Linked DNA regions of Mus musculus: all the other regions are linked to region 1. The links are chromatin loops, found by intact Hi-C in ENCODE. Cell type or tissue: left cerebral cortex. All regions are shown on one strand.

Region 1 (8,000 bases):
ACCATGGGAGAGGATATTCAACAAACCTTAGAACTGATGGAGCTAGCCAGACCCGGTGGCACAGGACAGTTAGCCAAGCTATTTGAGTAGCTGAGGCAGGAGGATCGCACAAGTCTTACTTGGGGCTCCAGAATGAGCTCAAGGCCAGCCTGGGCAATTAGTAAGACCCTGTACCCAAAGAAAGGTGAGCAATGTAGCTTGGTGGTAAAGAACCTGCCCAGTGTGTCAGAGGCTCTGGGTTCAATTTCCAGTATAGGAATGAAACACAACAATGTGAGTGTCTTAGGGTCCCATTGCTGTGAAGAGGGCATCAGATTCCATTACAGATGGCTGTTAGCCACCATGTGGTTGCTGGGAATTGAACTCAGGACCTCTGGAAGAGCACTTGGTGCTCTTAACTGCTGCACCATCTCTCCAGCCCCCGAGGCAACTCTTATAAAGGAAAACATTTAGCTGGGGCTGGCTTACAGGTTCAGAGGTTCAGTCTATCATCACCATGGAGGGGAGGTATGACAGCAGGCAGGCAGGCAGGCATGCTGGAGAAGGAGCTGAGGGTTCTACATCTGGATCTGCAGGCAGTAGGAAGAGACGGTGATATACTGCCCAGGCTCGAGCAGCTAAGACCTCCAAACTCCCCATCCCCCATAACACACTTCCTCCAAAAAGACCACACCTTCTAATGGCCATTTTTTATTCAAACCACCATGGTAGTAAAAGTACAGTGATTAGAACTGCGAGCCAACAGCTGGAGAACACAGTTGAAAGCTCAGAGAGAGACCCAGCAACATGGGGTAGTGTGAAACAATGTGTTGTTGAAAAAAGCCTTAAATAAACCACTGGCTTTGCTGAAGTGACCCCAGAGGCCGGAAGAAGGTGCCAGATCCTCCGGAACTAGGGTTAGAATGGTTGTGAGCTGGCTGGATGTGGGTGCTGGGAACTGCATTTGGGTCCTCTACAAAAGCACCAAGTGTTCTTAGCTACACTGAGCCATCTTCCCGGCCTCCCAGCTTCCTTATCTTAATAGGCAACCGCATAACCAACTGCTTCTGGCAGAAAAAGGACTAAGATCCTGGAGCTGTGGCTCAGAGGCGAAGAGCACTGACTGTGGATCCAGAGGACCCTGGTTCAAATCCCAGCTACTGCTTAAAGCCTCACAGTTGTTAAAAACTGTAGCTTTGCAGCTTGGGCTGGTGAGATGGCTCAGCAGGTAAGAACACCGACTGCTCTTCTGAAGGCCCTGAGTTCAAATTCCAGCAACCACATGGTGGCTCACAAGCACCCATAATGAGATCTGAAGCCCTCTTCTGGAGCATCTGAAGACAGCAACAGTGTACTTGTGTATAATAATAAATTGGGCTGGAGCGAGCAAGGACGGTTGACCAGAGTGAGCAGAGGTCCTAAATTCAATTCCCAACAACCAGATGAAGGCACACAACTATCTGTACAGCTATAGTGTGCACTCATATACATAAAATGAATAAATAAATCTTTAAAAAAAGAAAAGAAAAAGGACTAAGAAGACCTTTTGCCACCAGTAACTTTTCCTTTGATTTTCAAAACATCCAACAACTTTCAAAAGCAGCCCCTCCCTGCTTCCCCCCCCTCCACCCCTGCACTCTCCTATGTAGAACCCTGAGGCAAGATGGTCTCTGCTGATGACAGCCAGCATCTTCTTTGGTTTTCTTCCTTTTCCTATACCAGCTTGTCCTTGAGCCACTGATTTCTAGAAGGAGGGTTTGTTACTGTCATTAGGAAACGGAATTCGATGTTGCTGGCAGTGTAGCCTGAGGAGACCTTACAGCCCCTGGGGTCCTTAACATCCACCATAGAGAAGAAGTTCAGATCCAGTCTTAGGGAAGCAGTTAGCAAGTTTATTGATGAAGAGGAGCACTTGAGAAGAGCCCTCTCAAAGCACGGAGGAGTAGCCCTTGAAGCAAGCCCTTTCAATGCACGAAAGTGGTTCAGCTACAGCTCTGCACGAAACTAGGGGCTGAGTTTAGATGTCAGGGAAGCTATGAGCAGGTACAATCCTGTTCCGTATCCACAGAGTTCTGTCCTTGAAGACGAGCCTCTAGGGGCAGGATGCAAGCTTGCCGCTGGAGAGGAAACTGTGGGAGAGAAAGAACACTCACTCCAAGGTTCTTGCTTCAGTGGGGTCCTGAGGAAGCTGGTGTGAAGGCCCGGGTCACTAGCCCTCACAGCATTCTTGTGAAACTTCTGAAGTTTCTCAGAAGTGGGAGGAGGAGCTATAGTTCTTTTCACTGATGGTCTAATCAGTTATGTTGAAATTTCTGGGTATGGACCACAGGGAGACAGAAATTATAACCAGGGCGGGTAGGGCCCTTAAGTAGCTATCCTGTCTCCAGTTCATGGTTACAGAAGTCTTGCACGTAATTGGAAGAAATTATCTGTGTTTCATGGGAGAAAAGGCAGAACTGGATGCCATCCTTGGACCGGACACATTAGAACAGAGATGCCTGAGACTTTCAGTGATTTAAATCGAAGTAAACATGGAGGGCTGTGTGTGAGTGAGAAACTCAACCCTGCAGGCCACACAGGAGGTGGTGTACGCCTTTAATCCCAGCACTCAGTAGGCAGAGGCAGGTAGATTTCTGAATTTGAGGTCAGAGTGGTCTACAGAGGAAGTTCCAGGATGGCCAGGGCTACAGAGTAACCCTGTCTTGAAAAAAACCAACCCCTCCTACATAAATACTTTTCCAAACAAAACTTCATTGTTAAAACAAACAGAGTTTTCTCAGCATCTGTGACATGTCTAGAACTGATTTCCTGGCATATAGAAGGTGATAAAGCCTAAGAGAAAGGACTCCACACAATAGGAAAATGGGGAAAGGAGGTGGCCAGAACATTCTTTTTTTGTTTCATTTTGTTTTTTGTTTTTTCCAGACAGGGTTTCTCTGTGTAGCCCTGGCTGTCCTGGAACTTGCTCTGTAGACCAGGCTGGCCTCAAACTTAGAAATCCACCTGCCTCTGCCTCCCAAGTGCTGGGATTAAAAGCATGCGCCACCACCGCCCAAACATTCTTAAAAGAACAAATAAGAATGGCACTTAAAAAGCATAAGAACTGGGCACCTATCTTTCAGTCTTCCCCAGGTTATACACTCTAGGCCTCCTTGAGACCTTGAAGTTGCGTGCAGTTGTGGCAGAATCGTATAGAACTGGTTGGGAGGAATGTCTGGATACTCAGATGAGGGTCTCACGACCCTCCTGCCGACCCCTCCCCCCTTCTGTGAGGAATTGTTAGTGGTCAGCAAGCCCAGTTGTGATGACCCTTTGCAAGTGGACACAGCTGGTGTCATGAAGATGGCAGCAGGGCTTAGGCGGTGACATCATGTGACACATACATCTGTTAAACGACAACAATAACAATGGTAACAATAAAACCAAAGCGCCATTCTGGCCTATTCTCACGTGTATGCGAGTTTAAGAGCTAGCTAGTAAGAGATCGTTACTTGATACTTATTTGTAGCAAAATCCGCAAGCTCCAGCAGAGGGGGCTATTGTTACATGAAAAGAAAACTCGGCCTGAAAAAGGCTATCCATGGTGCGTACCCATCCTTGATCAGGGAGTTGAAGATGCTGCTCCAGGGAAGGCTGTCACCTGGAGAGAGGGCTCCACCCTGCAGATTGCATATCTCAGATAGGTGACAAGGCCCTTGGAGAGCACATCCGGGGATTCACACACTGATGAGGTCAGAGCCCTGAAGGCCCAACCATGTCCCACAGTTCATCAGCGGGCAGCCAAGCCTCCAACCTTCCGGCCTTTGTGTTTGATATTCAAACTGAAACACTGTGTCAGACTTAGTCAAGACCCTGAGTGCTGGGCTGAACTTAGATCCTTGTCTTAGTACCTAAAAAAAAAAAAAAAAAGGAGTTTAAAGATTGTTCTAGTTTTGTTTCTGTTGCCTCGATGAAGTACAGTGACAGAAATGCTACCACTAGGTAAACACAGGGCTTATTTTTAGCTCCTGGTGCTGGTGTTCTGGTTTCAGCTCATCACAGCATCCAGGGCTTGAGACAGCTCCCCAGCATCCACAGACAGGAGCAGAGAGAGAAGTGCTTGCTTGCTTGTGCTCAGCTTGATCTCTCTAGTCAGGACACTGTACCTAGGGAATGGTGCCACCCATAGTTGCCTTGGTCTTCCTACATCAACCAACAATAAAGCTAACTAACTCCTACTTCTGACTTGCCCACAAGGCCAATCGAATATAGAGCGTCCCTCATTTAGGCTTTCTTCCCAAGTGATTCTAGCTTATATGTATAGAAACGGATGCTATGACTGCTCTATGGTATGGTAAGGCTTTTATTGTAGATATAAGGGGGAAGGGAGAGGGGGAGGAGGAAGGAGGGGGAAAGAGGGGGGAGGAGGGAGAGGGTAAGGGAGAGGGAGGGGAGAAGAGGAGGAGAGGGAGAGGAGAGGGAGAGGGGAGGGAGAGAGGGAGAGAGGAGTGGGGACCAAGGGGGAGGGAGAGAGAGCAAGTGAGCTGCAATGGACATAGCTGAAATGGCAGGGCTGTAAGGAGAATGGGTAGTTCTGGAGACCTGGAGAAAGTTTAGGGGAGGGGAGGAGGTTGCCTGGTTTTGTTCCCATCCAGGGAGTTGGAAAAACATAGAAGCACAGTAAAGCTTCATCACCAAGATCTTGTGCTCCAAGGGTCTTGCGGGGTGTGTGTGTGTGTGTGTGTGTGTGTGTGTGTGTGTATTATTTTGCACATGGCCCACCAAACCCTCTTGTTGGTTGTCTTTGTTTCTTTGTTTGTTTGTTTGGTTCGTGTCCATGGTCAGGTTTGGCACTCCTGAGGAAGCCTGGAATGGGGCCCTGTTCTTTCTTGCTAGAATGCTAGCATGGACTTTGAAAACAGTAACAGCTACTTGTGACACAGAGGGAGCCTAGGGGCCAGCATCCACTTTGGTATGGAAATAGACACCACAGGTAGCCAGTTGTTTCTTCTGTCAGTGATAAGAGAAATAGCTCCTTTTGGTAGAGGGGAAGTGGCTTCACAGGTCCCTGAGGAATACTGGCTTCTGCCTAACCACTGTGGTCCAGGGCAAGCCTATTTCTGGGTATCTGGACTGCCTCTGGAATTTGGGGAAATGGAGTTTCCTTTAGACCTGACAGTAGTCTGCTGTCGGTTAAAGGGAGCACTCAGGAGGCAGAGACTGGGCAGAGCTCAGTGAGTTTGAAGACTCACAGATATAGTTAAAAACTATAGATTGAGATACAGGGCAGCCAAGGCTATACAATAGATACCCTGTCTTAAAAACACCAAAATTAAAAATAATAAATAAATGTTTTTTAGTTTGTGTGCATGGGTATTTTGCTTATGAAATGACACAGGCAGCCTGCGTCTGCGCTCTCTCACAGAAGTGTGTCACCACCCCCTCCTGCTCTTTCCTGCAGCATGCACAAGTCTTCCTTTCCCCTCCCTGGCCATTCAGAGGGGACCTGGTCTGGCACCGGAATATCGGGAATATCACTATCCCTGTTTCCATAGAGGCACCCTCCAATGGCTGGAGTTAAGTACCAGTTGTAAGCTACCATGTGGTTCAGGTGCTGGGACTTGAACCTCGGTCCTCTGCAAGAGCAACTAGTAGTCCTAACTATTGAGCCATCTCTGCAGCTCTGTGCTGTTTAGTTCTAACCATCACCACTGACTGTTGGGAAGAGTCTTAGTGAGGAATTACCTGAATCTAGATTATCATACCTACAGGCATGCATGCCTATGAGGGATAATTTTAATTGTTCATTGAGGTAGGCAGACCCAGCCTACTGTGGGCAGCACCATCCTGTAGGCAGTACAAATAAATAGTAAAAGGGAGAGAAACCTAACTTAGAACTAGCAAGGATCCATGCATTTATTTATTCCCTCTGCTTTTAAAATTTAACTTAATTTATTTTTTCTTTTAAACAGGGTCCCTCTGATCCTGGCTGTCTTGGAACTCACTTTGTAGACCAGGCTGACCTTGAACTCACAGAAATCCACTTGCCTCTGCCTCCTGAGTGCTGGGATTGAAGGTGTGTGCACCATGCCTGGCCTTACTCTCTCTGCTTTTGTCATGACTTCCCTGCAGTGATGGGCTGTAGCCTGGAATTGTAAGCAAAATAAACCATTTCCTCCCTGGGCTGCTCTTTTGTTAGCATTTGTCATAGCAACAGACATTTGCAGATAACATGATCACACACACAAACACACACACATACGTATACATATACACACACATAATACACTGACTCAACAAAAATTGCTATGATTAACAAATACAATGAAATTTCAGTATATGAGTCAATATACAAAAAAGTGCCATTCCTTTATATAGACAGTGAACTTTCCAGAAAGGAAATTAAGAAAATAGTCCCATTTACAACTGCAACAAAAGAATAAAATTCTTAGGAATAAATTTGACTAAAGAGGTATAAATCTTGCATGATAAGAATTGGAAAATGCCGATGAAGGGCCTAGATAAACGGAGAGATGTCATGTGTATGTGGATTGGACTTAATACTGTTAAAATTCCCATAAGCCCCAAAGTGATTCACGGATCAGTGTAATCTGTACCGAAGCCCCAAAGACATTCTTTGTAGGAATAAAGGAGCCCTAAAATTTATATGGAAATAAAATACCACGAGAAGCCAAAGCAATTTTGAATAACTAAAACCAGAATTGAAAGAACTGTAATTCATTATTCCAAAATTTCACAGTTGAGGCCAGTGAGAAGGCTCAGTGGCTAAAGGCACTTGCTGTGAAAGCCTAGAGACCTGAGTTCAATACCGGGGACCCACATAAAGGTGGAAGGGGAGAAGTGATAGCTGTCCTCTGATCCCCATACGTCTCCACTGCATTTGTGCCTTCCCCATCCCATAATAAAGAGCTTCAGTAAGTATACACTACAACACGGACACTGAAAAAGACACAGCGACCAATGGAACAGCCTAGAGAAAGGCCAGACTACAGTCTCTTTAAAAAGTGAAGTTGAGGGCTAGAGAGTTAGCTCAGCGGTTAAGAGCACTGGTGGCTTTTCCAGAGGTCCTGAGTTCAATTCCCAGCAACCACATGGTGGCTCACATCTGTAATGGGATCTGATGCCCTCTTCTGGTGTGTCTGAAGAGAGTGACAGTATACTCACATACATAAAATAAATAAACAAATCTTTTTTAAAAAAGAAAGAAAAAGTGATGTTGAGAAAACTTGATATCCACACAGATGGGCCCTTATCTCACAAAAACCAATTAAAGATGGATTGAAAACTTAAGTTAGACCCAACAAAAAGACAAGGGAAACACTCTTGGCAGTGGTGTGTGTGTTTACCAAAAAAATATAGACGATAGACAAAAATAAGTAAGACTACACCACATGAATGCAGGCTTGTGAGGCTAGCTACTTGGATCATTGTGGTCGATGGTGCCCTCTTCTGGCCTCAGAAGGTACTTTGGAGCTGAAGTTAAAGTGCTCCTTAGCTGTCTTGTGGGTGCAGGGAGTTGAGCTCTGGTCCTCTGAAAGAGCAGCTAGTGCCTGTGCTTTTAACTGCTGAGCCATCTCTGGCCCCACGTGCTAGGCTTTTTGTTTTGCTTTGTTTGTTCGAGACAGGGTTTCTTTGTGTAGCCCTGGCAGTCCTGGAACTCACTCTGTAGACCAGGCTGGCCCTGAACTCATGGAGATCTGCCTGCCTCTGCCTCTTGAGTGCTGTATGTGCTGAATTTTAAACAATGCTTTCCCTGTAAGGGGCCATGTTGATTCACTCCTTGTCCTTTGCCTTTCAGTTTATGCTTAGAAAGAAAGAAAAAAATGTTATTTTTTTGAGAATCTCCATGGGGCACAAAGCTATTGTCCTGTTTTTTCTATTAACATCTCTCAGTAGCTTCACCTCTTTAGTGCATATTATTGAAGGTCCCTTTTCTGTAAGATGGTTACGGAGGAATCTTGTCTTGGTTAGGTGATCTAATCCCATTAATTAAACAACTTGCCTTTCATCCAGAGCACACA
Region 2 (8,000 bases), 1.7 Mb after region 1:
GTTGCTGAGAGAGAATGCCTTGAGAAAAGGCAACCTAGGGCAGAAAGGATCTCACTAATTAGGGAATGGTACCTCCCACGGTGGGCATCAATAACTTTAGACAATCCCCCACATACATGGCCATGGGTAACCTGATCTGGTCAGTTCATCAACTGAGGATTTCCCAGGTGATTCTAGGCTTTGGAAAGTTCACCATTAAAACTATCATACCAGTGATCAGTATTCAGAAAGCAATGCTCAGCTGAACATCCATAGGACCTAAGAATGTATCAATGGACAATAATCACTTACACTATGGAAACAACAAGAAACGTGGGGATCCTATAGACTCAAACACCCTAGACTATTTGTGGCATATCTATATTGTCATTCTCAGAATTTTCCTTTGACCCAATAGCAACTTTTTCTCAGTCCCTTTGTTATCGGGCTGATGGAATTTTGTGGCATAAGATGATTATGGCATAGTTGTAATTTCTGCTTTGCTTCTTCCTACGCCTTGTTCATGTGCTATCGAGAGGTTTGCCATAGGCTGTTCTGAAGTCTTCAGGCTGGAGTGACTAACTTTGATTATTGATTGCTGATTATTGATGGCTAAACAACATGACTTCCTGTGTGCCAAGGATGCTAGCTGGCAAGAAAATGGCATGACTAGTTAGGGTTTCATTGCTGTGGAGAGACACCATAACCAAGGCAACTCTTATAAAGGACAACATTTCATTCAGAGGTTTGGTCCATTATCATGGCAGGAAGCATGGCAGCCTGCAGGCAAATGTAGAGCTGGAGAAGGAGCTAAGAGTTCTCCATCTTGATCCAAAGGCAGCCAGGAGGAGACTTGCTTCCACAGGCAGCCAGAATGCTCTTTCTCCTGCATTGGGTAGGCCAGGAGTACTAGGCGCACTCAAAGCCCACCTACAAAATGACGTACTTCATTCAACAAGGCCACACCTACTCCAACAAGGCCACACCTCCTAATAGGGCCACTTCCCATGCGCCAAGCATCTTCAAACTACCACATCAACACTCCTAGCACTAACCCCCACTTTTCTGAGAACCGTGAATGCTTACAACAACCATATTCGCTCTTTCTGGCTCTAGCCGTTCTTCCAAAGGCCAGCAAATGGAAGAGCGGGCCATGTGTTGATTTATAACTGTGGGTTTCTTCAAAGGGTGAGTTGTGTTTGAATTTATAACTGTGGGTTTCTAAAGAATGAGGCTTGCTGAGAGAAACGGACTTGCCAGCTAGAGGAAAACGTAAAAGATAAAATGGAGAATTTTTTAAAAGTGGGGGTGGGGAGAGGAGTGTGACTTTGCCCTTCTCATGGCTGAACCCATTCTTCATTTCATTTGGGAGCATAAATGATGAAAAATGACAGGCTTAAAAAAACAAAAAGGTTCCAGGCAGACACTGTATTTATCAGATTGTTTCTATTTTTTCGTAATGCAATGCAACCATTTTACATCGCATTAACAATAGCCTATATCTCCATGTCTCACTCTGGTAGTTCTCTGTTTATGCACAAGCACATATTTTTCATATAGAATTAAGTTTTAATAATGAGACACTAGTTTGCACAGGCAGCTTTGTCAAGCCTGCTGAAATCAGCAATGTGGGTATTTCTGAGGAAGGCCGTTGCATTGCTGTGGGCTGTGGCTCTTGAAGGACAAAAACCCAAGACAAGGGCTGGATAGCTGTCAGTGGTTATGACTACTTCCTGTTCTACAAAATGACGTACTACAAAAGAGGACCTCGGTCTGTTTCCCAGCACCCACATCCGGAGGCTTGCTATTGCCTGTCCTCTGGCTCCAGGAGTTCTGATGCCCTCTTCTGGCCACCTCAGACACTACATTCACATGTACAAACCCACACTCAGGGCACAAATCTACCTAGTTTAAAAACTAAATTAAGCCGGACATGGTGGCGCACGCCTTTAATCCCAGCACTTGGGAGGCAGAGGCAGGCGAATTTCTGAGTTCGAGGTCAGCCTGGTCTACAAAGTAAGTTCCAGGACAGCCAAAGCTACACAGAGAAACCCTGTCTCGAAAAAACAAAAAAACCCAAAAAACAAAAACAAAAACTAAATTAAGTCGGGCAGTGGTGGCACACGCCTTTAATCCCAGCACTCGGTAGGCAGAGGCAGGTGGATTTCTGAGTTCGAGGCCAGCCTGGTCTACAGAGTGAGTTTCAGGTCAGCCAAAACTATACAGAGAAGCCCTATCTCAAAAACAAAACCAAAAAAAAAAAAAAAAAAAAAAAAAAACCAAACACACACACACACACAAACAAAACAAATTAAAATCCCTTTTAAATATTTAAATAAGACCCAAGTTACATCACTGGGTGACTTCTAAACTCCAACTACAGCTTTCTGGTTCTGGAATACTCACTTGTATGGTTAGAACATAGCTTTGGTAACCTCCAAATTCGGTATTAGCCATGTACAGGGTAATATGCACCTCTGTTACAATGGAAAAGATCGGGGCTCCTTGTAGCCATTCTAACTTAATGGCAACTTAGTATGTAATACAATATAACCCACAGACACACAAGTCGGTCAGCAGTCTTAAAATGCCCTCTCTCAACTACCTCTGACATGGTCCTTACTATCTGTGTGTGCCCTGTGAACATTCCTAAATCAACATCTAAATTTTTCCTCTTACACAGCTGCAAAATTGGTACAGTGTAGACACTTCTTCACATTAGAGCAACATTCCTTTTCAGACGTCCTCAGGAGGCTCTGATTGACAGACAACACCCTCCCTTCAAAACCAACACAAAGGAGGCAACTTCAAGTGGGAAGTTTTCCTGTCGTCCCTGGTGCTCCTGGAATTTTTATTTTCATCTCATGCCTCCCCCACCCCCTACCACATCTGAGGTCTAATTACTCTGGGCTTTCCACGCCACTTAACTGTATCTATTAAACAAAATTTACATATTATCTATCTACTGATCGGGAGGCTCTAAGGCTTTAAATTCTTTTAATTGCGCTTGATCAATAAAAAAACACAAGATACAAGTGGTAACACATGAATCATTAAACACAGTAAAAAGATACTTCGGAAGCATGAGACAATGGTGCCTCCTCTGAGTGACTCATAGCCCCTGGCTTCGGGTCAGCACTGCCGTCCTAGGAAGGAGCCAAGGCACAGTCGCCATGGTCTCCCTTTTACATTTCTTGTGGGGAGGGGTGCCAGTGAGCCCTGCTCACACAGGTCAGGAGACAGCTGAGACACTTCAGGATAGCAGCATAGCAGGGCTCTTCTTCATGGGCACATGTTAGAACATCTGTGTAACTTTGTTTTAAAATTCTCAGTGTTAAAAGTAAAAAAATCCACCAGGTATGGTGGCGCACACCTTTAATCCCAGCATTTGGGAGGCAGAGGCAGGCGGATTTCTGAGTTTGAGGCCAGCCTGGTCTACAAAATGAGTTCCAGGACAGCCAAAGCTACACAGGGGGACCCTGTCTCGGAAAACCATAATAAAATAAATAAAAATAAAAAGTAAAAAATCCACCAGATGTTCAGCCCATTCACAAAAGCAAAGGCCAGGAGCCACCATTTTGGGGTCTGGGTGTGGAAGGGCTTTTGTTCTGTTATCCGAGCTTTTCGAAGGTGACAATGCATCGGCTGCTTAGGTGAGTCTCAGAAAAGGAAGGGCACAACAGGAAGATAAGAGTCTGTAGGCAATACCTGGTCAGTGGCTTTAAGATCCCTGGCCATGGTGACTTTTATTTAGGTTGTAAGTTGGTCTGGAAACATATAAATGACTAGGTTTTGTTATGCAGCTTTGTTTAAAAAAAAAAAAAAAAAAAAAAAGAGCAGAATGTGTTGGGGTGGAGCTGGAGAGACCGGGGAAGTCAAGACTAGCTGGTCTTACAGAGGACCTGGGTTTGGACTCTTGTATCCACGTTGTATGGTTTACAACCACCTCTAACTCCAGCTCCAGGGAATCCAACGCCCTCTGCTGTCCTTTGTGGGTACTGCACCCATGTGCACACACTAACCCACAGACACACATATGCACACACCTAAAAATAAAATCTTTTAAAAGGATTTTTTTAATTGCCCTCAAACATTTTCTACAGTAGACTGGATGCACACATCATGCTAGGCTAGAGGATCCCAGGGTCACCTTAGGAAATGCAGGCCTCTACACCCTGTTTAATTACCACATACCTACACGTTGCAGCACACAAACTGTGCAACTTTGTTTACTGAAGTTTCTCGTGCCCGGTGACCTTTGCCACCTGGCTTTGTACTTTCTCATGTAACCAATGTCCCAAATAATACACAAAGGATGGTGGGCAAACCAGTGTGACATTGTAAGGGTCTCTGTGATTCATGAAGAATGATACCCCAGATGCAAAATAGTATGCAACCGCTAAAAGCGTTTATTCTTCAGAGAACCTGCATGCAAGGGTCCACCATGCATCAGAATGGAAGATAGAGGTGTGGCTTTTGCAGGGTCAATTTAAAGCCTGTTAGGGTAGGAGTGGGTGGCTTTTACCTTTCTTTCCCTTGGTTGGTTGGCTCTGTCTCCAGGGGTATGGATGCCCTTGTGATTGGTTAAGGCTCTGGGGGATTTTCGGGACTTTTGCTGGTTAACTATACTTGGCTCAAGCTAAGTGGTGGGGCAGCATCTACAGCTCCCGATTGGCTGCCCATGAGGGGTAGTTTTCCCTGGAATTGACTTGTTTTGGACTTTTTCAATTACGGGAAACAGAAAAGAAAGCCTAATCTCCCCCAACTGCCAGTTTGGAGCCTGCCATGGGGTCAACCTGGCTCTGGCTAATTCTGTCCTCTCACCAGGACACCATCCATGGTTGTTGTCACCAGTGCTGCTACTATCATTCACGGTGTCTAGACAAGGACACATGGCATCAGGACAGGCTCAAGGGATCCTTCTGTAAAGGAACTGACTCGGACCTTGACGTCAACCACCAAGAAACAAATCAGTGCATGACCCTATCAAGCTCAGGACAAAAGAACCTCACCAGTGCCCCCTAGTGATGGAGCAGGAAGAGACCGTTCTTCCCAGCTCACTGGTACAGCTGTCCTGCAGGGTACACCTCACTGTAAAAGAGATGCTTCCTGCTGCCTCCTACCCGCCATCTCTCACTTTCTTTGATACAGTAGCGAAGATACCCATTTTAAGCAATGAAGACGCCAGCCTTAGCAATTGGACTTTAAAACAGAGCAAGGTGGAGGGATGATGGGTGGGAGGATGGCAGCAGTCCAAGTTCTGCCGTGCACAGGTGACGACACAATACATTACCTGGTCCCAGCCAGTGGGAAGCTGCTACAGAGCCTGACATGTCCTTCCATGCAGGCTTCACACAGCCTTTTACCCAAGTCACCCACTTGGCAGGATTCCTTTCCTTCCTTGTCAATTACCAGAGGAAATACCAAGTTGGGAATCAGAGGAGTTACAAGCTAGCAATCCTCCTCTGGGTTCATGGTGGATGTAGCCCCTGGACCCAGTAACAAATGCTTTCTTCCAAGGACAGAAGACGCTATCTTGGAGGTTGGTCTATGATGGAGCTGTGCTCAGGGGACTTGGAAAATGGCGGGACAGGAGAGAGAGAGCTAGTTTTTAATCTTTTCTCCAGCAACACATACATTAAGGCCACCATTTTGGATCTCACCCAGAGGGGAGAGACCCCAGAGGGTTCCTGACCCCAGGTTCCACTCTGTTACAAAGCAGCTCACTGTTGGCTCCTCCCCCACCCACAGTCAGATCTCAGCTGTTCATAGCTACACCTGCTTTCCCAAGGCAATTCTCCATTCACTAAGAAGCCCTGAGTTTACTATTTGTCTGTCTTCTCCTTTAAGAGTTTTATAAAGCTGGAGACTTAGCTCAGTGGTAGCACAAGGGTCTGGAGTAGCCACAGGATTTCTGAAACACTCTAACATCAATTCCATCAGAGCTTAACTTGATGCACCCGAATGTTCGATAACCCAGGGAAATTTGCCTGTAAACCTACCTTTCAGCTGCCTCTTTGACCAGCAATGATGCTATTGGCTGTGGCCCCAGAGGATCTTGGCAGCAGCCTCCTACCAGACTCAAGAGGACCCTGGATGTGATGAGTCGGGGCAGATACAACAAGGACATGCAATAAGCTAGCACCCCAGCACTCCAATATCACTAGCCATGAGTCAAAGAAAAAATGTCTTAAGGGCAGACTCTATCTCCCATTTCTGCAGATTCCATGTAGCTTTGTCTAGACAACTGCTTTGCCAGTGGTAGCTAACACACATTGAGGTCAGCTCCTGACCAGCCTTTGGGGTTGTGTAGAATACAGTGGTGGCCTGAACTATAGAATCATTTGCCTCTTAGCTGAAATCTTTTTTTTTGGAATCTAATGAATTAGTTCCCCGTGTCTCAGCTCACCTTCCGGGGAAGTCAGTTACCTGGGTCACACAGGTAGAAGCTTGCTCACCACAGAGGAACTCCTGTTTACTGTACAGATCAGGTACAGAACGCTTAACGGCATGAAACTGTTGTCTTTATTCAATGAGGCTGAGAACAGGGAAGTTCAAAAGGCACACAGTTGGGGGGATCCTCTATCAGGGGTAGTATAAGTTAAGAAAGTTGTCCAAGGTGGAAAAATAGCAGGAAGGTCTCAACGCCTCCTGCCCACGGGGGCGTCTTCAGAACTGTCATCTCTATGGTGAGTGGCTCGGAGAGAGGACGATGAATGTCACAGATGAATCTCTTCCTGGGGGCTGTTTATAAGGCTCTCCCGTACCCAGATGCGCTCGTGAACACCGTGCGCATGCGCGCACGCACACACGGCTTCTAGGAGTAGAACCTGCTGTTGCTTACTCTCTTCTCTCTCAGCCTGAAATACAGGAGATTGAGTCCCATCAGTGGGTAACTCCCACCCTACCTCGCAGGTCACCTGTGGCTGAGTGGAGGAGGCTCTGGGCTCCTAGCATACCCCCTGAGCCTTGGGGAATGTCCACTTCCCCCTTGGTCCTTGGCAATGGCGGCTCTTTAAGGATCCAATGAGAACACACCTGGTGGGCGGAGCTTAGGCAGTGTTCTTTGAAGGTTAGTTCATTTGCTTAAGGTGTTAGGAAGCCTCTAGGTCGCTCCTAGAAGCTCCAAGACTTTAGGGGATTGGAGGGGACGTGGAGGGGTTGGAGGGGTTATGGGTACACCTACCTCCGGTTGCACTTCTCCTGGTACAGCTGCAGCTGATTCTCGTTAACATTGAACTCCTTCACCAGGGCATCACGGTTGGCTCCGCGCAGGTTCTGGTGCGTGTCGTAAAGGAAGAGCTGGTTGTTGAGCTCTTCTTGCCGCCTCCGCAGTTGGCGACAGGAGGAATAGAGTTCCTCTTCACTCTCCTGGGGGGGGGGGGGGGGGGGGAGAGAACAACCTTGTGAGTGACCTCTTCCAAGCCCGTATGGGAGACACACCTAGAGTCTCCCATGAGTGCCTGGAAGAACCGAGGGCAGAGGTTTTGCAACTGGGTCAGCTCCTGGAGGGCAGGGCCTAATTTAAGCAAAGGTGACTTTTGCAACATAGTAGAACTTCCTTCCAAGGTTGGAGTCTCTCCTGTTGACCTCTGGCCTCTGCTTTACCATCATCCATCATCGCCTACACAAAAGCTAGCAGCTGCCACAGTCCTTGGTCTTCCAAATGTGGCTTTGATATAAAACCCTGAAACACAAGAGCACTGTGTGTCTTTCTGAGTTGAATCTGCGCATCACTAGGTCAGATCAACTGGCTCATGGGTGTCTATGCAGGCACGTGTTCACGAGGAAGAGGGTGGCACCAGGTGAGGACAGAGGTGCTGAGAGCAGACAACTTAGTATCATTCATTAAGGGACTTAAAAGGCAGAGTAAGGCTGGGGAAATGCTCGGTCCATAAGAGCTTGGGCTGTACGCATGAAGATGATCCCCTGAAACCTTGACCCAAGTGATACAAACTTAATATCGTCAAGGGAGTCAAAGACAGGTGGATCCCCAGGGCTCACTGGCCAGCCAGCTTACC
Region 3 (8,000 bases), 72 kb after region 1:
TTAGCTGTGGTGGTTTGAATAGGAATGGCCCCCATAGACTCATGTGTTTGAATGCTTAGCCCATAAGGAGCGGCACTATTAGGAGGTGTGCCCTTGTTGGAGTAGGTGTGGCCTTGATGAAAGAAGTGTGTCATTGTGGGGACGGGCTTTGAGGTCTGTATGTTCAAGCTAGGTCTAATGTGGCACACAGCCTCCTACTGCCTAGAGATCAAGATGTAGAACTCTCAGCTTCTCCAGCACCATGTCTGCCTGCATGCTACTGTGTTTCCCTTCATGATGATAATGTATTAAACCTCTGAAACTGTAAGCCAGCCCCAATTAAGTATTTTCCTTTAGAGGAGTTGCTTTTGTTATGGTGTCTCCTCATACCAATAAAACTCCAACAAAGATATCCGCCTAATAAATCTTACTCAAAATGATGTGTCATCGTATTAGAGTTTATACAGGTAATAACGATTTCATAGTTACTGAAAGGAAGCATGAGTTATAGATACGATTTTATTCTTTCCTTCTTTCCTTCCCTTCTTCCTCCCTCCCTCCCTCCGTCCCTCCCTCCGTCCCTTCCTTCCTTCCTTCCTTCCTTCCTTCCTTCCTTCCTTCCTTCCTTCCTTCATTCCTTCCTTCCTATTATTAGGAAACAAGTCTCACTGTGTAGCCTGGAACTTACTATGTAGACTATGCTGGTCTTGAATTCACAGAGATCCACCTGCCTCTGCCTTCTGAGTATTTGGATTAAAGACCAGACACCAACATTAAATCTATTAAACGTTGAGAACCACACTGGTCCAAGGCTTTCTCAGAAGCCCTGATAAAAGAACAAAGGGAATGCAAGCTTTCTGCTCTTGCTTAGGGGCAGACCAAGGGCAGACTTGGTAAGGTCTACTCCTGTGTCTGTATCTGTGTCTGTCTGGGTCTGGGTCTGGGTCTAGGTCTGGGTCTGGGTGTCTGGGTGTCTGGGTGTCTGGGTCTCTGGGTGTCTGGGTCTCTGGGTCTCTCTCTGGGTCTGTCTCTGGGTCTCTGGGTCTGTCTCTGGATCTCTGGGTCTCTCTCTGGGACTCTCTCTGGGTCTCTGGGTCTCTGGGTCTGGGTCTGGGTCTGGTGCCTCAAAGGAGTTAAGGTTTCTGTTCCTGGGAACTTGGCTTTCTTCTCTGAAGGACCATAGTTATCTGAAGGGCTATGGTTGTCAGTCCTAAGACCGATGAGTCTGAGGTTTCCTGTGTTCTCTTTGCCAGTATTATCTGATTAAGATCTCTGAGGACCTTGACTTTCTCTCCTTATATATAACATGTAAGATGCTGTACTTAATAAACTTGCATGGCACAGGCACTCTCCTGGTCCCAGCTTTGTCTTCTCTATTCCTCATTCCTGGTCCTCCCCCTCAACATCCCACATTCAGGGCCCTTATTCCTGTGGGTTTGGACCAAGCAAAGGATTAAAAACCATCATGCTTGGGCAAAACATATTTTACTATAACTCAACTTTCATCTCTGTCCATTGGAAACTTTTACAAGTGTTTTGTGTGAGTTACCCTTCTCCTCACTGCAACCAAAATACCTCCTAGAAACAACTCAGGGAAGGAGGGGCTTATTTTGGTTCACAGTTCAGGTGATATAGTCTACCACGGAAGGCATAATCCAGCCAGGGCTCAGCCTCAAGCAACAGCACTGAGGTACTGTTGTTACAAGGGGTTACAGGAGGCAGAGAGCTCTTTCTGAGAGCAGGACAGGTCATAACCCCCAAGTTCAGTCCCCCCAACACCCCGTTTCTTTCAGGTAGGTCCCGCCTCCTCAAACAGTAGCAACCAAGTGCTCAAACACATGAGCCTGTGCAGGACATTTGCCATCCAAAACAGGATGGGAATAGCTTGCATCCGTGGTAGGCCAGTTGGCCAATTTTGGTGCATTTAGTTCCAAGCAAGTGGCACCAATAGGAGGTTTTGCTTGTCGCCTGGTTTGCAAAATAGCAGAGCCTCTTCCAACATCTCCTTCAGCTGGCAGGAGACCACCTAGATGCCTTTAAAAGTTGACTGGAACAGTTTTACATGTGAGAGTTCCAAGCACATGGATACCAGCTAAAGATGTAGGGGACAGACTTCCTTGGGAAGACATATTGAAGAGTCAGGTGCTATGTGGTGAGGTTTATGGGCGCACATGCAAGCATGTGGAGCCAAGCAGACTTACCTGACAATAAGCTGAGGAGAGAGAAGAGCAGCAGCAAGCTGAGGCTGAGGTGCAGGGCCCCAGCCCCGTTGCAGTCCACTTTGGAGTTCTTGCAAGAGCACACCTGCACCCTGAGGTCCGTGATGTTCGTCATGGGTGGCTTCCCTGAATCTGTCACCATGATGGGCAGGTTGTAGTTTGCCTTGTTCAGATTCTGAAGAAGGCTCACGAGGGCGTGGGTGTCTGCAAGACAGGAAGTCCTTGTGAGAGAAGAGAAGCCCTCTGTGAGAGGCAGAGTGAGGCTCTGCGGCTTTGGTGTGCACAGAAGTCACTGTGTGCAAATAACGTTTAGTCATAGGAAGGTGAGAATGAAATCTATGAACATTCAATAAAATACACTCAGTGGCAACAGGCTGCATGGGATGAATGTTTCGAGACAGTGTCTTCATTAGGACAGGTTCTATAATTTGGTTCTGTAATAATGGACTCTAGACTTTCTCGAATAGAAATTTCTATGCTCAATCATACAATACAGTCTCATCCTCCGCCACCGTCCCATTCTGTCACTGGTGCAAAAAGTGAACTCTGATGGCATTGATAGCAGGAGAAGTTCATCACTGAAGACAAGGCAAACTCAGTTCATGCTGGGAAGGAAGTGTGTGGGATAGCAGGACTCTGAAGTGCTTTGTAATTAGTAAGGTCGCTGGTCAGTGGTGGGCCACATTTCAATTCTGCCCACCCCTGTGGAAAGGCAGGGGGAAAGAGAGGTTGCGTGTGACAGTCATCTTGAGTGAGGGGCACATGAAGATAGTATCAAAGCCAATGATGAAGACCAGGGCCACCAGCAAGGCTGAGTCAAGAAGAAGTCTGTAGTGTGCAATGGAGGGTGAGTGTTATCAACTCAGACTCTCTAATGGAAGGAGGCGGGCCAGAAATGTTCCAAGGTGCTGCAGAGAGTAAAGGGAATGGAGCCCCCATCAGAGCCCCCAGTAGAGCCAGGAGAGGTTTGAGAAGCAGGAAGCTTCTATCATCTATCTATATATCTATCTATCTATCTATCACCTATTTGTCTATTCTTGTGTTGCTTAACTAAAGCAAAAAATGGAATAAGAAGGACAAAGAACCAGCTTCTAATGGGGGCACTCTCATAGAAACACAAGGAGCACCAAATGGCCCAGGGAATGCTGGGGACACAGTAGTCACTAGAATGAGGACACGCTGCCTAAGGTGAAGACAACAAAAAGGAAGAAACAGAAGGCAGAACAGCCATGCTTGCACAGATACTCACACACACACAGACACACACATGCACACACAGAGACACATATACACACACTCATACACACACTCACACACACAGTTACACACACACACACACACACACACACACACCTGAAATCACCTGTGGGAACCTATGGGAAGGAGAACAGAAGTTCAAACTGAATGAACCAAGGACGGCCACTTGCGGTCGCTGACTTACTGTTGATTTTGGAGATCTTCCAGACTTTATCAGGGACTGTCTGTTTATGAATCTCAAACTTGAAGGGGTCTGTGTTGGGGTGAAGGTCCTTGTCCGAAGCCCCCAGAATGACCACGCTGAGGTTTCTGGCATCATCGCAGACCTCAGCCACAGTTGGGTAAATGACAGGAGCGTTGTCATTAATGTCCTCTAGGGTTATCAGCAGAGTCCCGGTGCCAGTTGCAGGAGGGTTGCCTGTGGGGAAAGGAGGCACTCGTGAGCCACTGCTGTAGCAGGACGTTGGTCTACCAGCTCACTTGCTGGGATCCACACCTGGTGTGTTATGCTCATTATCTAGTAACAGTTTTACATCAGCTGGGCTGATGGTAAAAGATGACACTTTTGTCGGTCTGTACTAGAATCTGTGATCCTCCTGCCTCAGCTTCCTGGGCACTGGAATCACAGGTATGTGTTACACATGCAAGGCAAGTGCATTACAACTGAGTCACATCTTCCCCCAAGCCTTGGGATTTGGAGATAGTGCCTTATTCTGTAGGTCAGTCTGGCCTCCAAGCGACAATCTTCCTGCCTTACCTTTCTGACTACTGGGATTGCGGACACATGCCACCAAACTTGGTTTCCAGTGATCACTTAGAAGAGTTAGAGCCAATGTTTAGGCTGCAAATGATAAGCATTTACATGTCTCCTATTCCCATGAGGATCAGACATACCTCAATATGTCACAGTACTTTATTGATGGTCTCCAAGTGGTGGCCTGATGCAAATATTTACAATCACTTTTTATTACACTGTGTGTGTGTATGTATGTATGCATGTGTATGTGTATGTGTGTGTGTGTGTGTGTGCGCACAGGTGTGTACTTGTGCAACTCAGAGGATAACTTGGGGGAGTCAATTCTCTCCTTCCACCTTGTGGGTCCCAGGGATCAAACTCAGGTCATTGGACTTGGCAGCAAGTGCCTTTCACCTCTTAGCCATCTCCCCTGTCTCCCACCAGAGGTTTTAAAAGGGAGTTGTGGGGCTGGAGAGATGGCTCCAAGGTTGAGAGCCCTAGCTGCTCTTTCAAAAGACCCAGGTTCTATGCCCAGCACCCACATGATAGCTCAGGACTCAATAACTCTATTTCCAAGGGATCTGTCGCCCTCTTCTGGCCTTCTTGTGCACTGCATGTACATGAAAGAAAGATTATATACAGGCGAACCAACCATATACATAAAGATAAATGCCTTTTTAAGCAGGGGTGGTGGAATAACGTGATCTGACTCATTGATAGAAACCACACAGCTGCATATATAGGAGAGTCTCCACAGTGGATCAAGAGGGGCACAATATGGGTAGTTTGCACAGGGGAAATGCCTTGTCTTGGTGATGAGGCTCAGGTGAGGGCATCAGAGGACCAGCAAAGTTTGCCAAGGGACCACCAGTCCAGGTGTGTTCGTGCTAATGACCCCTCAGGCTCAGTACACTCTGCAGAAGTACGGAGCTTGGGAGAAATGGGAAAGCTGAGTTAGAAACCTTCCTGGGAAAGCAGCATGCTAGAGGATGCCTGTCAGATGCCTGAAGTTCAAAGACAGATGTCAGCTTTGCAGAGAGCACGGGGAGCTGAAATGCAAGGTAAGAAAATGATCTGGGAGGCTGAGGCAGGAGGATCATGACATCTCATCTAGAGTTCTTTTGCTGTGGTAAAACACCATAGTCAAAATGTACTTGGGGAGGAAGCTATTATTTTATCTTACAGTTCTAGTCCATCACTGAGAGAACTCAGAACTGGATCCTGGAGGCAGGAGCTGATGCAGAGGCCATGGCAGGGTGCTGCTTACTGGCTTGCTCCTCAAGGCTTGCTCAGCCTGCTTTCTTACAGAACCCAGGACCGCCAGCCCAGGGATGGCCCCACCCACAATGGGCTGGGCCCTCCCCCATCAATTATCAATCAATAAAAGGCTCACACGTAGGTCAATCTGATGGCAACATTCTCTCAATTGAGGTCCCCTCCTCTCAGGTGGCTACAGCTTGTGTCTAGTAGACATAAAACTAGCCTGCACGACAGTGAGTCTGAGATGGGCCTGGGTTAGGGGGTGAGTCTTGCTTTAACTGTCCCTGTCCATAAGAAAGAAACCCAGATCCAAATGAAACCCCGCATTCACCATAAGTAAGGAGAAGCTCTGGGGCTGTGCAGGGAGGGCGTTCCAGACATGCCTTACTTTGTCCTGTTTTGTTTTCCATTAATGGGGAAGAAATCAGCTTGAAGGGAGATGAAGAGTGAGCTCTGAGCAGTGGAAACAGAGAGCCTCCCCTGGCCTGCTGGGAATTGAAATGTGTCAGCACCCAAAGACAGATGCAGAACGAACATTCAGATAAACACACATGGAATAGGAATGTGTGTGATTAATCACCAGGGCGGGCTCTTCCTCATGGGGGCGCATCACCAACTTTTGTTAGAGCAACAACTTCAAAGAAACACAGAATTACTTCACAGCCAGTTCTTCACTGTCAGCTTTAGCCATTTGGCTAAACTTCTTTGTTGAAAAATTATTTTCCTCTTTTTATTGAACTAATTGAATATCTCAGAAGAATCCATTACATATATTTTTTTCCTCCCGCTCTGAATATATTATGAAGTAAAGTCGTTTGGGTAGAATGGATGAGAAGACATTACGGGTGTTTGAAATATGGCCAGAAGAATCGGCCTCTCATGAACTTAATTACAGGACTGTCTTCAATTTCCCATGTGTTATTGCCCAGCCAGCTGGTGATGTCTTTTTCTAAGTCAGTAGAAAGAGCTAGTTACTGTGTGTGAGAAGAAAATGCTGGGCGAGCCAAAATCCTTTCTACAAGCTCTCTCCTGCCTCCCTCATGAACGTTATTTTTAAATTCATTGTATTTTATTTCTCTCTCTCTCTCTCTCTGTATGATGTGTGTATGGTGTGGTATGTGTGTGGTGTGTGTGCATATATGTGTGGTGTGTGTTTGTGTGGTGTGCATGTATGTGTATGCTGTGGTGTGTATGGTGTGGTATGTGGTGTGTGTGCATGTGTGTGTGTGTATGTATGTGTATGATGAGGTATATGGTGTGTGTACATGTGTGGTGTGTGTGTGTGGTGTATGGACGGTGTATGTGTGTGTGTGGTATATGGTATGGTATGGTGTGTGTACATGTGTGTGGTGTGTGTGTGGTGTATGGACGGTGTATGTGTGTGTGGTATATGGTGTGGTATGGTGTGGTATATGGAGTGTGTGTGTGTGTATGTGTGTGTGTGTGGTGTATGGTGTGGTGTATGGAGTGTGTGTGTGTGGTGTATATGGTGTGGTGTATGGAGTGTGTGTATGTGTGTGGTGTATGGTGTGGTGTATGGAGTATGTGTGTGTGTGTGTGTGTGGTGTGTGTTATGTGATGTGATGTTTGTGTGCATGTGTATATGTGGCTCCAGTAATAACCGGAAGTCCTGGGCTTCTGGGTATTTTTTAAAAAGACATTTAGTTACTGTTGTTTTCTTTTCTTTCTCACCAGCAGCCTCCAGCGCCTTTGTAACAGCTCTGGGACAAGTCTAAGAACTCAAGCTTGGTTAGGAAAGTATCTCTTCTTCACAGACTTACCATTTCAACAGGAAAAGCCCCAGTTTGAGCCAGTCACCCAGAATACACATACAGCAGACCAGCAACATGCCAATCACCCAGGGCATGTGGGCGGCAGACCAGCAATGAGCCAAGAAAGGAGCTGACCACTCAGGATAGACTATGATTGACCTAGACTTGCGCAGCTCTCATTGGAGGGAGCCAGTGGATACGTTCTCAGCAAAGGTTTGAAAAAAAAAATCCCAGATATGAACGTGGACTGGGGCTTGGCTGGGTGTGTGTAGCAGCTTCTGGATTGGTTGAGTTGGAAGCTGGAAGGACCTCTGAGATGTGAGCCATTCTGGTCCCCACTTTGGTGGTAGGGGTCCCAGTGAAAACGACTGACCCTCATTCCAGAGACACATGGCTGCTTTCAACACTGAGCACAGTAGACACATGGAGGGATCTATAGAGGCTGTAAGTGCTGAGCAGAGAGATCAGCATGGGCTCCCTCATGAGAGATCTGTTGAGTTAGGTCTCGTCTGTACACAGTGTCTTCTCTTGATAAGCTTTTGTCCTGTACATTTAAATTTGACTAACTCAACAACTAATTAATTAACTAATGTTTTGTTTGTTTGAGGTCTTACTATGTATTTCAGGTTGTTGTGGAACTTACTACACAGCTCAAGTTGGCCTTGAACTTGTGATCCTCCTGCCTTGGCCTCTGAGTGCGTGCACACCATGCCCAGCTTTATCCTTTACTTTCTATTTAACAGAATATCTATTATGCAGTTTCATTTTTTTTTAAAT

Evidence for each region. A loop is a pair of places that touch in the nucleus more often than their neighbours do. Peaks named below come from ENCODE experiments on the same cell type or tissue, not always from the same donor. Only the 100,000 strongest peaks of a DNase experiment are listed, where the experiment ranks them.
Region 2: a loop joins it to region 1, with 3 times the contacts of the local background. A loop is called at or near these places in 5 of 42 quality-filtered maps.
Region 3: it touches region 1 in a loop (6-fold over the local background); 26 of 42 quality-filtered maps call a loop at or near these places.

Annotation. Positions count from the first base shown.
Region 1 is chr8:119,380,250-119,388,249 of GRCm38, reverse strand. Gm45723 (a long non-coding RNA gene) reads right to left here and starts at 3,861. Exons shown (of 2, transcript XR_001778762.1): 1 at 3,571-3,861; 2 at 1,858-2,108. In left cerebral cortex, CTCF peaks have their summits at 3,497 (motif pointing right) and 7,416 (motif pointing left); DNase peaks (open chromatin) are centred at 3,514 and 7,435.
Region 2 is chr8:117,633,624-117,641,623 of GRCm38, reverse strand. It overlaps Plcg2 (phospholipase C, gamma 2), which reads right to left. Exons shown (of 33, transcript NM_172285.2): 32 at 7,166-7,350; 33 at 6,482-6,839. The coding sequence ends at 6,797. Among named protein-coding and RNA genes, the nearest start is that of Sdr42e1, 36 kb to the left of the region's middle. In left cerebral cortex, CTCF peaks have their summits at 3,978 (motif pointing left) and 5,003 (motif pointing left); no DNase peak of the experiment used is centred here.
Region 3 is chr8:119,308,375-119,316,374 of GRCm38, reverse strand. It overlaps Cdh13 (cadherin 13), which reads right to left. Exons shown (of 14, transcript NM_019707.5): 12 at 3,640-3,873; 13 at 2,181-2,402. Among named protein-coding and RNA genes, the nearest start is that of Hsbp1, 32 kb to the left of the region's middle. In left cerebral cortex, a CTCF peak has its summit at 4,789 (motif pointing left); DNase peaks (open chromatin) are centred at 4,797 and 6,419.